2 separate regions of the Homo sapiens genome follow, and region 2 is linked to region 1. A link is a contact called in ENCODE Hi-C or POLR2A ChIA-PET data. All regions are on one chromosome and are shown on one strand. Each heading gives the region's core, a stretch centred on a gene start or an enhancer-like site at or near the end of the contact. The rest is flanking DNA. Distances are from core to core; before and after follow the strand shown.

Evidence for each region. A loop is a pair of places that touch in the nucleus more often than their neighbours do. ChIA-PET counts read pairs that join two places held with the same protein, here RNA polymerase II (POLR2A).
Region 2: a map of thyroid gland shows a loop between it and region 1 (2.0-fold over the local background). The contact joins two enhancer-like sites. A Hi-C loop is called at or near these places in 3 of 168 maps with a recorded cell type or tissue (ascending aorta, cardiac septum and thyroid gland). POLR2A ChIA-PET finds 5 or more read pairs at or near these places in 1 of 52 experiments (MCF 10A).

The regions. Positions count from the first base shown.
Region 1 is chr1:218,444,954-218,449,498 of GRCh38, forward strand. No RefSeq gene overlaps it. Among named protein-coding and RNA genes, the nearest start is that of TGFB2-OT1, 4.6 kb to the left of the region's middle. Within about 2 kb of position 2,583, at least 4 of the 41 ENCODE cell types and tissues checked have a DNase peak (open chromatin) inside an H3K27ac peak, as active enhancers do.
Region 2 is chr1:218,382,506-218,386,770 of GRCh38, forward strand. The region is part of intron 1 of TGFB2 (transforming growth factor beta 2); the gene reads left to right. Among named protein-coding and RNA genes, the nearest start is that of TGFB2-AS1, 39 kb to the left of the region's middle. Within about 2 kb of position 2,291, at least 2 of the 41 ENCODE cell types and tissues checked have a DNase peak (open chromatin) inside an H3K27ac peak, as active enhancers do.

The DNA of each region.
Region 1 (4,545 bases), core at 1,333-3,832:
AAATTTGTCAGCAACTCTGGGCCTCTGTTTCTTTAAAATGAAGATGACAATCCCTGCTCTATAGCGTTTTGTCTGTGTGTTTTAGTGCCCTTGTTGTAGTTAAGTGAATAGACACGTGAAAAGGTACTTTGCTTAGTGTTTCTTCTGTAATTGGCAGAGTAAATGGCAGGCAGGCTTAACAATATTTCCAAGCCTGTTCTGTTTTTGGTTTCTTGGCAATCTTGTAATGAACTTTTAACCTCCAGACTATAACCTGGGCTCATATTTCTCCATCTTGATACTAAATGTATAAAACCTCCAGACCCTTATCTCATAAATTGATCAGGACATCAGTAATTCCTGAGAATATTCTATAACTCTATATGTTAACCTTTTGGTTACGGGACTGACAGAAGTTATTATAGGGAAAAAGTTCATTTTAAGCTTTACTGAAGTCCACCAATGAAAATTCAAAGTAAAAGAGAACAGTGGCTAGTTGAATGACCCACTCCCTAACATGATAATGCAGTATTGATAACTACAGTATTCTGAGCATCTACCAGACACTGTTCTCTTTTGATTTATTTAATCTCATATTTAATCCTAGGATGTAGGTTTTTAAAAGAATATAACTCCATTTTAAAGGGAAGTGAGCAGACTCAGAATGCTTAAATTACTTGTCCAAGACCACTCAGCTTGTAAGTGAAGGGTCCAGGACTTCATTGTCCATTATATTAGCCACTAGCCACATGTGGCCATTGAGCAATCAAAACATGGCTAATGTGAATTGAGATATGCCAGATGTGTAAAATATACACCAGATTTTGAAGACTTAGTACAAAAAAAGAGTGTAAAATGTAAAATGTCTTATTAATGATTTTTATATTGATTACATGTCTAAATAATACTATTTTGAATATATGGGATTAAATAAAGTATATTATTAATTTTACCTGTTTTTTTTCACTTATTTAATACAGTTACCAGAAAATTTAAAATTACTTATGTGGCTCACATTTGTGTCTTGTGTTCTTGTGTTTCTAGTAGACAGCTCTGGCAAATAATTTGAAAGCAGCTCTGTTTACAAACCATGGTTACATGATTCCCATAAGCTATAATATTACCAGCCTTTGTTTTTGTAATTTACATATGATTGAACAATATTAGGTCATATCTTATGAAAGTGCAGTTTTTGTAGGTCAGAATTTGTTGAATATTCACATTCTGTAGAGTTCAACATAAAAGGTGATGCTGACTGAAAAATGTGGTAATGAAAATACAAATATTACCTAAGCCCCACTGGCAAAGCCCTTGATGAAACTGATGGTTACGTACAAGCAAAGCACCACTAAGTGGAACAGCACAACCTACCCCTAAGCAAGTTGGGCTATTGTATGAAATGATTTCTGCCCTTAGAAATCTTCATTAATGTACCTGTGACAACATTTTCTACCATTTTTAGGGGAGAATAAAAAGAAGAAGCCAAAAACTCACTGTTCCTTGCAGTCACTAGCCTTGAGATGGCATTACTTTTCTATCTGGGAATAAGCTGAGCTGTGCTCCTTTTGCTAATAAGCCTTAGACTATGGTTGGACCTATGCTTTGTCTTCCTGAAACACATATAACGTGTGTGGGAGGAGGACTGCTTTTTTAAAAAAAAAAAGAAGCAAAATTTCAAATACAAAATTAGATTGAAAGTCTTAGGGCCCGTAAAAGCGAAAGACCAGGACTTCAAGCGCATCATGGCAAACCTGTCTCTGAACGTTAGCTAATACATGCCTTTGTTTCTATCAAAGTCTATTACCTTGTAATTCTAGCAAAAACTAGATTGCATCTCTTTTTGCTAATCTACTAAATCATCACTCTATTCTCTAGTCCTTCCCTTGTCTCTGCAACCGCATCCTCTGTACTGAACAAAGAAAACCAGGACCCTGATTTTACTAACATTCCAGGTCAGGTCAGAGATAGTAGAGGAAATGTTATTTTTGTGCCTCTTTTGGAGCATAATAACTAGATCTGATGAGATTCGAGAAATAATTAATGTAAATATGAGGTAATTGTATCAATATATATGAATAATTTTACTCAACGTTGCAAAGGTAATGCTTTTTAATTGCCTTTTTTAAATGAAAGAGTTGCTTCAGGTTTTTCCCTGATTGAGTCTTTATTTCCCTGAAATACTTTGTAGCTAGTTTCTTTATTTCAGCACGTAATGGTCATTTGGAGAAGAGATGAGTGTGTTCCTGTAATTGGGCAGAGACCTTGTAAAGGGAACAGAATGTACTGAGAGAGACTTTGTGCTGTGTGATCAGAACTAGGAAAATCATTCAGCCTAAGAGAACAGACATAATTAAACAGAAAAGCAAAAAATTAGTGGTAAGAGGCCCAATATAATCTCTTAGGCTTTCCCTCCAACATGGGATTTTCTCTCCTATAGATGCCAACCCAACTGAAAGAACACACATGTGTTCCTCAGGTGACATCACCGAGGTCTGGCCAGCCCTGGAGTTGGAAACCCTCTCCTCAGGCCCAAATCTCAATTCTGAAAATCCCGAATCTCAGGCTGTTGGGAGCAAACAAGCTAAGAAGTTATGTAATTCAATACTGCTCTAAAAGCGATGTGAAGTCATGCAGTTTGGCTTGTCCTCAAGCATGGGCGTAACACTAATTTCTTCATTTGAACCAAAATTAAACTCTACCGAAAACTGGGAGAATGTTAAATCAAGTGGCAGTTGTTCATTTAGTAAAGTATCAAATTTCACATCACCACGTGTGCACATCTTCCCCTTGCCCATAACCTGGCCCTCCAAGAAATCACTGACTCCATTCAAATTTCTGAAAGGTGAAATTTAGGCAGAAACTGGTGGGAGAGGCACCAAGGAGCCCCAAGGAAGTCCAGCAACCCCCTTAATATTACCCCTTTGTTACAAGCTCTGAGAGTTATCCATGAGGAATTATTCTTGTAGGATTTTTTCCACAAGCATATACATACATTCATATATATATATATATATATATATATATATATATATATATATAGTTTTAAATATGAAAATCATCAATGGGGCAGCACAGGAAACAATTTCAACCGAAACGTGCTAGAATGGATTTTGATTTATTTAATCTCTATCCAGGACCTGGAAAAGTGAGACCACCATTGAATACCTCAGGGCAAGATAGAAGTAGAAAGGCAGGAGGGACAAATGGAGTTGAGCCAGAAAGGGAGTTGGGAACCCTGAGCACTGACATTATGTGTGCCACACATTTAGTCGAGTTTGATGTCCTGTATATACCATTACAGCAAGTGTAGAGAGAAAAACAAAACAAATTGGTCAACTGAGCTTAACTTCAAGCAAAAGATTCAGTTGAGGAGTCTCACTGTGCCATTGTCTTTCAACAGGAGTCTTTAAAAGCCAAAGTGCTAGTTGTAGAAATGATGTGATGGGAAAACATCTCTCCTTGTTCTCAGTATCCACCCTGTTGTGCTGGGTTTTTGGGATTGTCAGACCCCATTCCCAGGGTCCTCCCTAAAATCAGTGAGTGTTCCCAGTCCTGTGCTTCTTACATGAGGCCATTCCTGATATGATTTGGCCCTGTGTTCCCACCCAAATCTCATCTCGAATTGTAATCCCATAATCCCCATGTGTTGTGGGAGGGACATGATGGGAGGTAATTGAATCATGGGGGCTATTTCCCCCATGCTGTTCTCGTGATAGTTAGAGTTCTCACAAGATCCAATGGTTTATAAGCATCTGGCATTTCCCCTGCTGGCACTCATTCTCTCTCCTGCCGCCCTGTGAAGAGGTGCCTTCCACCATGATTGCACATTTTCTGAGGCCTCCCCAGCCATATGGAACTGTGTCAATTAAAACTCTTTCCTTTATAAATTACCCAGTCGCGGGTATTCCTTCATAGCAGTGTGAGAACAAACTAATACAACTCCTTATTTATCCTGTTTCCAGCCTCTAGTACGCAACTGAGCTTATGGCAATTTGAAAAATGTTTGCTAAATTGAAAAAGGGCATAGATGGGACTATAGCTCCAGTTCTGCCACTGATACTATGGAAGTCAGTAAAATCACCTAACTTTCTCAGAGCTTTCTTTGTCAATAAGACAAAAGCATTGGATTGGATGACCTGTAAAGTCCTGTTTTGTTTACTTGGCAAACCTAGAACCTAAAATCTAAACAAAGTCTGACATATAGAATATGTTCAGTAATTATTTGTTGAATTAATGAATAGACGCTTGCTTCCTGTTCATTGGTACAATCACAGAAAAACACATCAGGGCAACCAAAGAATCAGAAACAAAAATTACAAATGACTTTACAGGTATTGAGAATACAGTGGTGTTGGGAAGACAGATACATGTGAATTATACTATTAGGTTGTAACATATGTGTGAGGTGCATTGAAAATATTGAGGTTACTAGTAACAAGAAAAAATGACTGGCTAAATCATTAGGTTGAACCACATGAACTGGGTTTTTGTTTTTGTTTTTGTTTTTTTGGTGGGCCAAAACTGAAAAAAAAAAAGGCTGACTATTGATTATTTCACATGAGGTTC
Region 2 (4,265 bases), core at 1,041-3,540, 63 kb before region 1:
TGAGACTGATAAAGTGACTTATTTTTAAGCAGTTGATCATACTTCTGAATTAAAGTATTCATAGATTATTCAGAAATAATAAATTTGTTTTGTGGAAAGTGAGATTTTTTTTTCTCTACTTACTTCACAGTACCACCATGTCCCACTGGACATTTGGACACATAGGAACTGAATTCAAGGGATGATTTTCTATCACTTGAAATCTTAAAGTAGAAGAGAGATGGAGTGATTTGCTTGTGATGAATCGGCCAGTCTCTGGGTAAAAAAGTCAGGACTAGGAAAACAAGGACTAAAGTCACAAACTTCTGCTCCCAACACAATCACTAAGATCACCTTCAAATGCCACTTCTACTTCCCGTAGGAGTTCTAGTCTTTCATGAGTATTCAATTTTAAGCACTGGTGGTCTATATGGAGGTATGAGGTGGTGTTTCTCTTTTGGCTACTCATCTCAAATTTTGAAAATAAATGTTCATGGGGGTAAGAAGATTGTTTTATGACACTAGCCTACTGTAAATTCTTTTTGGAGTCTTCTTGAAAATATTTGAGTTTTTAAATTAAACACTAGGTGATAAGGAAAGGTTTCAAGGGAGGATAAAGTTAAAAAGAAAGGCAATTCCCAACGAAGAGGAAAGAAACCTATGTGATGGAGTCTTAAGCTTTTGTATTCTGCCCTTGGATATTACAGCAAGGCCCTAGGACTGGATTTATGATGCAACCAGGGGTTTAATTAGAAGACTATGAGCTCGAATGGAGCCACATTTAGACAGAATCTGAAACCTCTGTTTTGTCAATGCATAATTCTACAGGAATTTGCAAGTGACCTTTATTTTTTTAGGAGGGTCCAAAATTCAAAGCTGGAAAGCATGTGTCCTTTTTAATGTATAGTCTATTGCAAATATGAATCTGCCTTTAGAAAAACACAAGACCATTTTAAAATGCAATAATAGGGCTGCTAATTTGCCCTTCAGAAGTCATTTTTCATTTTCTTTGTTGGGAAAGCAGGTGCATGAGAAGTGTGTGTATGTGGGGGGTGTGGGGGAGAGGGAGAGTGTCCTCAGGTGTTCATTGTCACACAGCCCTCAAGTGGCTTCACAGGCAGAAAGTCCTAGCAAGAAATGGCAGTCCTTGCAGAAGCCCTTTGTCCCTTCAGCCATACTGTTTGTGAGTTTTTTTACTGAAGGATTTTCACACAGCTACGTGGCGAAGGACTTGCGAGATTTGATTATATATCCCATGAGTCAGGTTTCGATGGGTTACAGATTGCAATAAAATCAACCACAGGCTTTGGAAAAACTTTCCATGAAAGGCATTTTAGACTAAGAAATATTGGCTTTGGATTTCCCCATCTAGAAAGGTAGAGAGTAAACATGTACTGACAAAAAAGCACCACATTCGGGATCCCGAAAATAATTGTGAAACAACACAAGAATGCTTTTCCTCCTCCCTTTCCTTCCTTTCCACGTCACAGAGTTTGTCATTTATGACGATTTTGTGGTTGTTTTAACAGTTCTGTGAAAATGAGATACAGAGAAAGTATTTTTAAGATTTATTTAAATAATATAAGGTCACAGATATTCCCCCCTCTCCTCTTCTAGAACATCTTGATTCATTAAAAAGAAAAAAAAAAAGGAATTAAATAGCATAAGTATTTTGAATGCATTGGTTATGGGTTTTATTTTTAATAACTGTCTTGTCACTCATTATTTTATTGGGTTAAAAGTTATAATCATTTTCAGGTAGATAATTAAAGTAGCTATGTATGTAGGAATGGAGTTAGAATAATTTGGAATATCGTGGTGGAAAAAGCGTTAGCAGGTATGTGGGATATTTGAAAGCCTTAGAAAAACAAGCATGTTAAATGCTTCCTATACTATTATGTGTTATAAGACAGATTATGTATAATAAGAGGCTATCTTACCTTTTAAAATAAAGTACTAAAAGTGGTTCATTACAAGTCACTTCCGCTCTGGCTGTACCACTTATTAGCTGTGTGACCTTAGATAAATTATTTAATCCTCATAAGCCTTAGTCTCCTCATCTGCAAAATGGAAATGAAAACAGTATCTACCTCGCAGAGTTCTTGTGAGGCTTAAACGAGATAATCCAGGTCAGACCCAGCTGCTGTTATTCTTGGCCCTGTACATATTGAGAGAGGCTGGCTTTCCAGGCAGTGGATTTAACATACGTTTGCTTCATCTCATTTTTCCTTAAACTCAGGGGCTATGGACAGTCCATTCACACCCCTAGAGTCTCACCAGAAAAGGACAGAAGGCAGAATTCAAATCTGCTGAGAATGGATGGTTAACATGAAACGTGGGGGATGACTCATGGCAGGAGGAGGTTCAGTGAAGCCCGATTGTCTCTGACAGTTGAGGACAAAGTGGCTGCAGATGCTTCAGAGGCTGCCCCCAGAGCACATTGCAGCCTGTGCAGTTATTATTCCTAAGGCCGATGCCACAATGATGTCACATAACCACCCGGCAGATGGCTCGTATTATTATATGCATTGAAACCAGAGTGAACCCTTCCCATGTTTGGGATGGGTGTGGTGAGTGGGAGGAACACCTGTTAGGAGGTAGGATCTGGGTTTGATTCTATTTTTTCCCCCTCTCTTACTGGTACTTTCTGGTTGGTAGCTCTGAGCCTCAGTTTCCTTATCTGCAAAAGGGAGATGTACCTCAAAAGTTGTTTAGAAGGGTAGAGTAGAATTAGATAAGATAATGTAAGCAAATGCTTGGTGTTTCTGAATGACCTCTGGAATATGTGGACAGCATATTGTTATTCAATGATAATTAAGAATAAGTTGAAGTACAGTGATGCCACCTTGTACTTATCATTTTGCATTTAACAAAAGGACGTGGACATGCATTATCGTATTTGAGCTTGACGAAAGCCTGTGATCACCGGTTCACAGAGCACAGAGGTTTTGGGCCTTCCCCAAAGTAACACGACTTCAGAGGAAAATGAGAATTCCTGCTAAGAAGTGGCCATCCTTGGTGTATAAGCCCCTTTATCCCTTTAGCCATGATATTTGGGAGATTTTTTGCTGAAGGGTTTTAACATGACCCCATGTCAAGACTAAGACCAAGATCTTCTCACATAGCTGCAGAGGATCACACACAGAGGGTGTCTTTGGCTGGTGAGGGGCTCATGAGATGGAGCATAGCAGGGGCCTCCTAGTGTGTCCTTCAAAACCAAAATTAGGCTTTTCATAAGCTCAGTCTCTGAACTCAGTGCTGTCTGGCTCCTTTCCCATCTTTCCCCTTGGAGGAAAACTGAAGAATTAAGCTGTTAGAACTAGACTTCTCTAATAAGCCTCAGTGTCACAGGTTGTCACAGTTGTTGCATTTTATTTTGTTTTTATTTTTATTTTTTCTTAATTGGGCAGCCTCTCCCCCAGCCTTTTCCCCCAAACCAGAATAAGTTCAGAGAGACTCCCATGGTTGCATTTTAAAGGTCATCTAGTTCTGTCATTACTCCTTGAATCCTGTCATAAGATCCTGGCTACTCGCAGGGATGTTGCTTGAACCTTTTGTAGGTAACTCTGTTTGAAGGCTCTTCACTGTACTGAGCTTGGGCTGTTCTGAGATTTATCACCCCCACCCCATCCTTTAAGTACTACAGAACAAATCTTTATCAGGAGAGGTGGGGACACGGGACAGTGGAAAGAGTGTGGACTTGGGATCAGATAGACTTGATTTGCAAATTTCCAGCTACCTTTCTGTTTCAGCTGTATACTGTTGCACAAGTGACTTGCCTGCTGGAAACCTCAGTCTCTTCATTCACACAATGAGAATGGTGGGGATTGGAAATTATCTAGCCAACCTAGTAGGCACTATCAATAAGATAGCATTTATATGAGATTGCCAGATGTCATTAAAAATGAGATTATGTCGAAGAAAGCCCTTTGTAAGTTGTTTTCAAATGTAGGCACTGCTCCTAGAAAATCACTGGAAGTCTCTTTGTGTAGCTGATTTATCAAGTAATCTAATGGGCCAACAAAACTAATGACTCCAAGAATGGCTTTCTAAGATGTGTCCTACTGAATCAGGCTCAAGCCTGCCCACAGGTTCCTGATGCTAATAGTTACAAACTGAGGAGTAGAGGCAGACCCCAGGGCCATTCTGGTTTGTTTGATTCTGGATGGCAGAGAAAGGGAGGGCTTCCATCCACAAGCTTTTTGATACTGCTCCTGTCTTGAGATTTGTGACCTTTTCTATGTTCCTGCCTAGAAAAGTCTTATTGACATCAGATTCTGAAAGTA